Regions from separate parts of the Homo sapiens genome. Here region 2 is linked to region 1. Evidence: read pairs that join two places in POLR2A ChIA-PET (ENCODE). Cell type or tissue: Panc1. All regions are shown on one strand. Links, peaks and the distances in the headings refer to the core of each region. The heading gives the core; the rest is flanking DNA. Region 1 overlaps THSD7A (thrombospondin type 1 domain containing 7A). Region 2 overlaps THSD7A (thrombospondin type 1 domain containing 7A).

Region 1 (4,416 bases), core at 131-4,130:
TCATCTAATGATACTTCTTGGACAGGAGGTAGATGGATGCCCTTGTCTTACCCCTTAACTGAAATTTAGGATAGATTAAACTCAGTGACTCTTTGACTCTATTGTCTAGTAATCCCCTGACTTGTTTTTCCACAATTACTCACAATAAGTGTATTACTGTCATTCCTCAGGAGTATCTTTACTATCAGCCCAAAAGGGATGCTAAGCTTGCAAATTTGTCCTTTATTTCTGCCGTTAGACTAGTCTTACTGAGGTCTCTAATGAAGTTGTACAAGTGCCGGATCTTCCTATATGCTGTCTGAGTAGAGACTGGCCATATAAGTTTGAGGCCATCCAGTAGTCCCCGTGCAGACAACCTGCGCCACGTCAGGGGCCTCTGTTTGATAATGGCACCTTACTTGATTGGGGTCCCCATGGTAATCTCGTGTCTGCAAATCAGACTATTGGGTTTGGCAGTCCCTCCAATATTGCCATCACTTGGTCAGAATATGAGCTTTCAGGACCAATGTTACAATTAAAAAAGGGAACAAGCTTTAAGCCCTGCTCATACCTGAATTTGGAGACTAGGACTTCCTTTTTTCGAACGAATTCTTTCACATGATGATTACACTAATAGCAGTGACAACTATACCCTCTGCTTGCACAATAATGTTACTGATACCGTCCTGATTTGTACTACGCACCCCTATATACTTCTGTTTGGGCAAGGTGTTCCTAACATACAGCAGAATCAATCTTTTATAGTATTAATAATAATTAGTAATTAATAATCCTTTTATAGTCTCTTCCAGTCGTTGGTATGCTACATGCTTGTCTCATCGAAATATTATACAGTTAAATATAACCTATGTCATAATCTTAAAATGGCATACAGAATTGTGGCTCCCTGTAAATTTTACCAGGAACTGGGAAGGGATTCCACCCTGCAGTTATTTAGAAAAGCACTGTCTCATACTCAAAAAAAAAAAAAAAAATTCTGGCCACTTTAATTGCCTTTTTAGTCTCAGCTATTATTATATTAACAACTGCCACTACTACAGCTATCTGTTTGACAGAATCTGTTCATACAGCCTCAGTGGTGAACCACATGCTATGCAATGTAACCCATGAATTTCAAGAACAAGTAAACATTGATAAGAGTATTTTGTCTCACCTAGAGGCCCTTGAAGCGCCGTTGAATGGCTAGGAGATCAACCACAGGCATTCATTACTCATCAAAATTTACATTGTGATTGGCAATATAATTCTATCTGTGTTACACCTTTGCCATATGATAGCTCCCGGTATGCTTGGAAGAGAGTGAAAGCATACCTACAAGGGACTTATCACGACCACCTATCTTCTCAAGTTTCCACTCTTGAGTGCAAGTTAAAGAAACAACATGAAGAATGGTCACAGTAATTATAAACAAATACCCTTCAGCAATTACAAGAAGACTTTTAATTGTTAAACCCAAATACTTGGTTGTCTGAGTCAAACATACACATTTGGGTGATGGCCGCTATACTTATTCTTTTTTATATCTGTTTGCTAGACATCTACAAATAGCTCTGTGCTGCCACCCAACACATTTATGACTAGGGAAGAATGATAGAAGCTTACCTTGCATTAGATAACCAACATGCTCTAAGAATTAAGGGGGAGATATGTGGGGGGTGCACAGCAATATATTCAAGCTTATGTACAAGGCATTTGAGGTTGGGGCATGGAAAAATACTGAGGCACTGTGTGCATGTTGTTTGTACATAAGACTGAAACTCCTTGACCCTGAAAACAGGGCAAGGAGCAGAATGTGTGATAAGGAGCACTGAAAACAGCCTCAGGAGAATGTGATCTAAGTGCTTTTAGATTAATAAGCAAGGCCATATGGGCCATATGTGCCTCATGACCGGACCACAAATCGCCACCTGGTGGATGTCTCTTGTTTGTTTGAATTGTAGTTTAAACAAGCTCTCTCAATAATATTTGGTGGACGGATCTTGGGGTGACACTCTCTCAGAGGAGCTGCTCCCCTCCCCGCTCAGCTGGAATTGTCTGTATACTTCATTCCCGGTGTTCGCTGCAGCTATAAACTGCAAAAAATCTTATGATCAATAAATATATCACATTAACAAAGTATTATGATTTATTTTACTATAACAACGTGCGACTCCAAAGAGACTTTTTAAAATAATTTATAAGTTTGTATTGTTATTCGTATATCACTATTGCCCTATTTCATTTTATAAGAAAATATTTTTAAAAGTAAAAGATTTATATTTTAGTACCTTTAATAGCACGTCTTGGTTTCTGAAAAAGAAGTCCTGTGAATTATGAGGTTGACTCTGATGATAGTTTGTACATAGTTTGGAAGTTTATAGCTTTAATAATCTTGTACACCATTTATGTGACTTTTCATGATGTCTCTTGACTTTGTTCTGAGGGTATTTTAGGGGAAGGGTGAATAAGGTTTAAATTACCGAAATATTGAGAATATATACATGTATCTTTAAAATATTCCATTATTTAAATACTAACAATTTTTGTGACAAATACTTTTTAGACTGCTTTAATACTTTTCCCTAAGAAGAGTTTTCAAGAACAAACTTTGATAATCGGGGAATGGTTTTATCTCCAATCGCCTACTAATTATTTTCATGAGTAAGTTTGAGTCACCTTCTTTATTTACAACAAACCTCATCTCACTCTCCTGTTACCCAAGCTTTGCCCAAAGAGAAACCTGTTTGTTACTATTCAAATTTAATCATGTCAGTAACTCCATCATTTTTGCCTTCTGAAACAATTTTCCAAATGACCCACCCATCTCCATTCCTGTTGTGATACTCAGGCCCTCACACATTCTCTCCTGCAGTTGCATTGTATCTGGCCTCTTTGTCTTGACACTGTGCTGGGCTGCTCTTTAAAAATACAAGAAATATTATATAACTTCCCTATTTAGAATTCCTTAGTCTTTAGGTTAAAGTAGAAATTCATCAACGTGGCATAAACACTTTCTCTTCCTCACTGCTCTCTTCTCCTGCCTTCTTATCAGCAACCTGCATACACATTCTGTCATGCAAAAATTGTTTCCATTTCCCTGAAAGTGGCCTATTATGTTAATATCATTGTGCCTTTTTATACACTTTGATCTCTGCCAAGAATCTCTACTTGTCCATTGTCCTTTCGGTAAATGTACTCCTTAAGGCTCAAAGTAAATATTACTTCCTCTGAGACTTTATCCATGGCCTTCCAAAGAAATTAAACTCTCCAGGTTTTGAGCCACACAAACACCCCTTTTCCATCCCTACAGCAGCACATATGCACTGTCAATTTATTGTTGATTCAGCCATATGTCTTTCTATCCATGCTAGATAGTCATTTTTTTACAGGTAGAGACTGTCTTTTCTATATCCATTTATAAGCATCCAACACAGAGCTTGACGTGTACTGTACTAGACATAAAAGTTATGGTATAAAAGAATAAATGAATAAAACATTAGAAACTAAATTAAGAAAACTAAATTACATTCCAATAACAAGTATAATTAGTACCAACTTTAAAATTTGATTGAATTTTTCTGTATTTTGGTATTCTCAAATTCACTTTATTTTCAATTTAAACTCACTCAACGGAGAGGAATTTTAATTCGTAGAATTGTAAGTAAACTCACCTAGGCTTAGAGAAGCAGGCCAAGTGCACCTCTTTGTTCTCATCCATAGGGCTACTTCACAGGGCATCTTTGAAGGAAGAACCATGAATAAAAGTGATTGTAAGAAATGCTAAAGATACAAAGCATTATAAAAATATTTAACAGGTTTAATGTGACTTTCTCATTACAAATAATCATGTCTCCTAATAGTATTTAAATTCTCACTTTTAAGTGCAACCTCTTTTCATTAAAATATGAAAGCTAGTAATTTCCAAAGGTGAAAATACATGTCTTTTCTATTATAGAAAGCTAAAGAGGTCGGTAATTGATGAGACTATCAAAATAACTTTTATTCCATATTACTTTGTAATGTGGATATGCTCACATGTGAGTGAATGATATCCACTTCAGGGTAAAAGTCATGGGATAGTGGTTCTATTGTCAATATTATCTTTCAAAAAATGAGAGAAAGGACCAATCTTCCTTATAGAAGATTTAAAATAATCTTTTAGATACTCCTCCCCCTCCAGGAGGTACAGTTTAACGCACCCTCTAGAGTATAAACTGTATTTAATGACTCACTTCCAAATAAGGGAGTATGGAAAGAGGAAATAATAACTTTATAGTGGAATATCCTGGCAAATATTACCTCTACCAGATGATTAAGGTTAAGATCACTAGTAGTGTCATGTTAATCTAATATACTCTGTATATGGTGATGAGAAGACCACTCCATCTCTGGGGTACCTGTTCACAAAACCAGTAACCACAGGTTAATCATGAGAAA
Region 2 (4,416 bases), core at 343-4,342, 56 kb after region 1:
TTCTTTACCTCAGGCTTCTATTCTAGACTCATCACATCATTACAATATGAAAGAGATATGCTACGTTTATGTGGAATTGTCTTCCAAATTATATTTTGAACTCCTGCTCTCTTGATAGACATATAAATGAATTTATATTTGTAGGAGATGGAGTATAATATGCTATTACATTTAGGTTAAAAATGTTGGAATAGGAAGCATATTGCATATTTTAATTCAAGTATCATGGCTATATTCAGAATTACATTGTTCATCCAAGAGGTGAACCAGAAACCCAGCTGTCTTTTCTGATTGCTATGAATTGTATTTAACAAACCTTGTGAGCAGTGTAATGAACAATCCTTCAAAATTATAAAGGCTTCACCACTACCTTATATTGATTTGGTGAGATCACAGTCAGCTACTCTCTCTGCAAGGTAGCATCACTTGTTTAAGCACTTTCATTGGTATTCTAACCTGTGTCTGAATAATCTTGGTCATCTGTTTAAGTTGGAAACTCTACAATGGAGATAGAATAGCACTTGGATTTTAGTGGCTGACATGTAACAGGAATAAAAATGAATGGTACTATATCTGAATCATGTTCATTTCCCATAGGAAGTGGTGGTCCCGCAGGCCCAACTGTGGCTTCTGGTGGCCTGGGAAAAACATACAGTTGGGCTACTTTTCACCCTTGCTTCTAATGTATGGAGGCAAACACCAATTATTTGAAATGACATTCCAAAGGAATAACATTGTAAAAAAGTCCAAAATGAAATCACTGATAAACTGGAGTCAAGCTTAGAAGATAGCCAAGAGATGCAACAAAATGAGACTCTGGGAAACAGAAGGTAATAGCAAGTAGTTAAGAGTGACCAAACTCCTTTACTACCTTCATTCATACTTTTATATAGCTGCACATTTTTAAATCTCAAACTGAAAACTTTTCTGACTACCGTTAGAAACCTAATTATTGAGTTGTTGGGAAAAATAGACCAGGAAACAAAATCATTCCTGTGAGTTTTATGAAATAAATTGCTACAAAAATATTTATTGAATTGTCATGGAATAAGTAAAATAGAGATATCCTAATTAGTTGTAAGTATCATATATTATAAAACCTTATTAAAATATTTATGTAATGATAATCATGCTCTAGATCATCGGAACAGCTACCATATGTCATGGTACATGCACCTGCTGCATGCCAGGTCCTGTGCACAAATATTTTCTCATTTGTTCCAGCAGTGACACTATGATTATTGCTAACCTTGATTTCTAGATGAGGAAAACAGAGACTAAAGCTAGTCAGTGGCAAAGGAAGAATCCTAACCTAGAATTATCTGACACGAAGCCCACTACTTTTCTATTATAGTAACAAAACATGATGGTGTCTACTTACGGTTAACCCTAACTTTACTATTCTGACTGGATACCTCAACAACTAACCTAAAACAAAGACTAGATGTTAATCTCACCTCTACCATTTTCTGGCTGATGAACTGAGTAAGTCAGTTAAACTTCCTGAGCTTTATTTTAAATTACAATTTGTAGACAGCGTATGTTATTACTAGTTTTACTACATTATAAGAATTAATCTAGTTACTAATAGATGTATTCTGTGAAGTATAAAATGATATACTTGGTTTTAGAGTACCTTAGATGTGTAAATTTACTAGATTATAATATTCACATATATTGAAGATGACAACATTTCACAGTAATGTGTATGTCCTTTGTTAGAAATGTTTCTTACATGGTAAATTTAAATATACATCTATATAATCAAAATGCAATTCTACTATTTTTTTCCTACTTTAAATTCTCTTTAAGGTGTTTCCTGAAAAGTTTAGGGACAAGTTTATATTCTTGAAAAGTTCATTCATTTCATTCATTTAAGTTTAAGCAGAGGTCAATAACTCTGAGGAATATATTTGTTATTTCAACAGTGTATTCTAAAACAAACAAACAAACAAAAAAACCTTATAGCATGAGATACCCTTTAGTTGCAAGATACAAGTTAGTATCCAGATAAGTGACTTAAATGAAGGCTTAAGGGCCATCTGTGAAGCCATAGACTTGATCATAGAATCTTCTCCTGAAGAATTTCAGCTATTTGGCTTAAATTATTGTTTAAATTATAATTATTATTTTTAGTAAGGTTTTAGACATCTCACAGGACCCTTTACACAGGTCAGTGTTTATATGTAGAATTTTATATTGAAAAATTAATTCCAGAGTTTATAGTTAGCATTAGGAAATCTTGTTGTCTTTTAAACTAATTCACAGCAATTATATTTAAACTAATTTGCAAAGACTACTTGAGGTTACTTGGTGGAAGATTTAGGAAGAAAATAACTGTGAAGGTACAAGCTGAACTCGAGTCCTAACTTCTTCACACCAGAGTAGCTTTGTTCTTATTTGTTGTGTACAATTTGTTGTGTACATTACGCATCTGCCTCATATTTTATTTTAGTTCTCTTTTATTTTTTAAAATTCGGTTGTTAAGACCAAAACAACAGTATTTTAAAATCACCAGCCTGAAATAAAGCTGTCCTATTTTTCAGTGGGAAATGATAGAGAATTGCTCTTGAAGTAATGCACCCTTCCTTTAACTGTAGAGACTGAGGTATCTATTTTATTTACATAAATGATTAGCTTCTTATTTAATGAATCAGAACACTGTAAATGCATGCTTCCATAGGAAGTACGTGAAGCCATTCTGTTAGGACTGTAATTATGCCCAATCCAAATACCTGAATGTTTTCAGGCTGCAAATTTTGTAGACAATATTTCTACTCCCACCTTCTGTATTACTCTCACAGATTTTGGTTGTCATTCTGGACCACTTGTATTGAGCTGGAACCTTTGGATCCATCTCACCCTACACAAGCAGCCTCTCTTACACTAACATGGTGTTTGGCTTGACACTTGTGGCTTTATAACTCACACAGTCTTTATGATTGGAGTTTGTTAATATAGAATTTCCTTTTGTATCTCTGCTTACTAACAGATAGGATGTGATTTTTAAATGTTATTTTTGAATTATTATTTGGTATCTGAATGTTATATATTATTTCCTGAGAATGGTATTTCCTATAATTTATGATATGCCTATCATATCTCCTATGATAGGAGAAACATAAATTTTTCTATTTCAATATCATTTTTATACCAAAAGTTTTACTCATATATGGAGTTTAATAGCTACTAAAGTTGTCTTAATAATTCAATGTAATTAAATAATATGACTGAATAAACATATTTACTCATCCAAAATACAGTACTAACTCTGAATTTTACATAGAATATTATAGATAGAAAATCATAACATTGTAGATGTTATTATGTATAGATATAGATGTTATGGATTATATATAGATATTATAAGATAGAGAATTATAATTTTTGTGTATGACTCTTGTAAAAGGAATTATAGAATATAAAATTTGGAAGAATTTCCAAGGCAAGTATTACCTGATTGGAAGGTAGCCCTCTTTTTTCCAAGTTAACCTCTACTCCCACTTTCTATTAGTTTATACTCTTATTTCATCAAGAAGTCTCCACTAACACCCTGAACCAGGTTAAATATCTCTATTGTACTCTGTTTTGATATCATATACTACTCTTTGATAATACCTATTACAATTGCAACTTGCATGGTAATACCTATTACCATGCACTTTCTTATGAACATTTGAATAATGTCCCTAGTTGACTGTGAGTTCTAGAATGACAAGAGAATCTTTTTGTTCATCATTGTATCCTTAGTATCCTAACACTAGACTTACCAAGTTCAAGAAATAAATGGTTAATAAATTTTAAAAATGCATGAATGTGAGTTATTTCCCTCATTTGGAGTTACCTTAAGACCATGTTTTAAAGGATACAAAAACCTAACATATTATGGACATTTTCATTCTTATGTAAATCATGTTCCTTACTATATTTCTTCCAAAAATATGATGAAAATGTCAGCTGCCTTTTTTAAAAACAGTGAGCAATTGCTTTAAAATTCTGTGACTATACCACCTCAACATTTTTCTTTGAATTTACCATTAACACCTATGTACTTTGGTGAACATTTTAACATTTAGAAAATATCACTTCGAAGAAAACTAAAAATTGTTGAAGGAAGCATGATCCAAATATCCTACCACTTGAACACAATCATATTATTAGCATAAATAAATGTTTAATTTTAGTCTATATAAAAAGATTCTTGTACAGAAATTGACTCAGTTTTCTCAAGGAGGAAATTCGAGAAAGTATGGGTTGTTTTGAGAGTGGCATAATTGCCTTTATGGTGCTAATCTCCCCGCCAAAGGGCTCAAGGTGAATTGAGATAGCTTCCCTGGAGCAAGAGTCCTCCACAAAGCAAGTCTGTCTCAAGCTTACACCTTCCAAAATACCGAGACAACTTTCTTCACTAGAAGA

The links. Peaks named below come from ENCODE experiments on the same cell type or tissue, not always from the same donor. Only the 100,000 strongest peaks of a DNase experiment are listed, where the experiment ranks them.
Region 2: POLR2A ChIA-PET joins it to region 1 with 19 read pairs; 1 of 35 experiments calls an interaction of 5 or more read pairs at or near these places.

Annotation. Positions count from the first base shown.
Region 1 is chr7:11,746,577-11,750,992 of GRCh38, reverse strand. The region is part of intron 1 of THSD7A (thrombospondin type 1 domain containing 7A); the gene reads left to right. Among named protein-coding and RNA genes, the nearest start is that of THSD7A, 83 kb to the left of the region's middle. In Panc1, for the core only: CTCF peaks have their summits at 1,687 and 1,898 (motif pointing left); no DNase peak of the experiment used is centred there; H3K27ac peaks cover 4,000 bases.
Region 2 is chr7:11,690,535-11,694,950 of GRCh38, reverse strand. All of the region lies in intron 1 of THSD7A (thrombospondin type 1 domain containing 7A), which reads left to right. Among named protein-coding and RNA genes, the nearest start is that of THSD7A, 140 kb to the left of the region's middle. In Panc1, for the core only: no CTCF peak of the experiment used is centred there; no DNase peak of the experiment used is centred there; H3K27ac peaks cover 1,489 bases.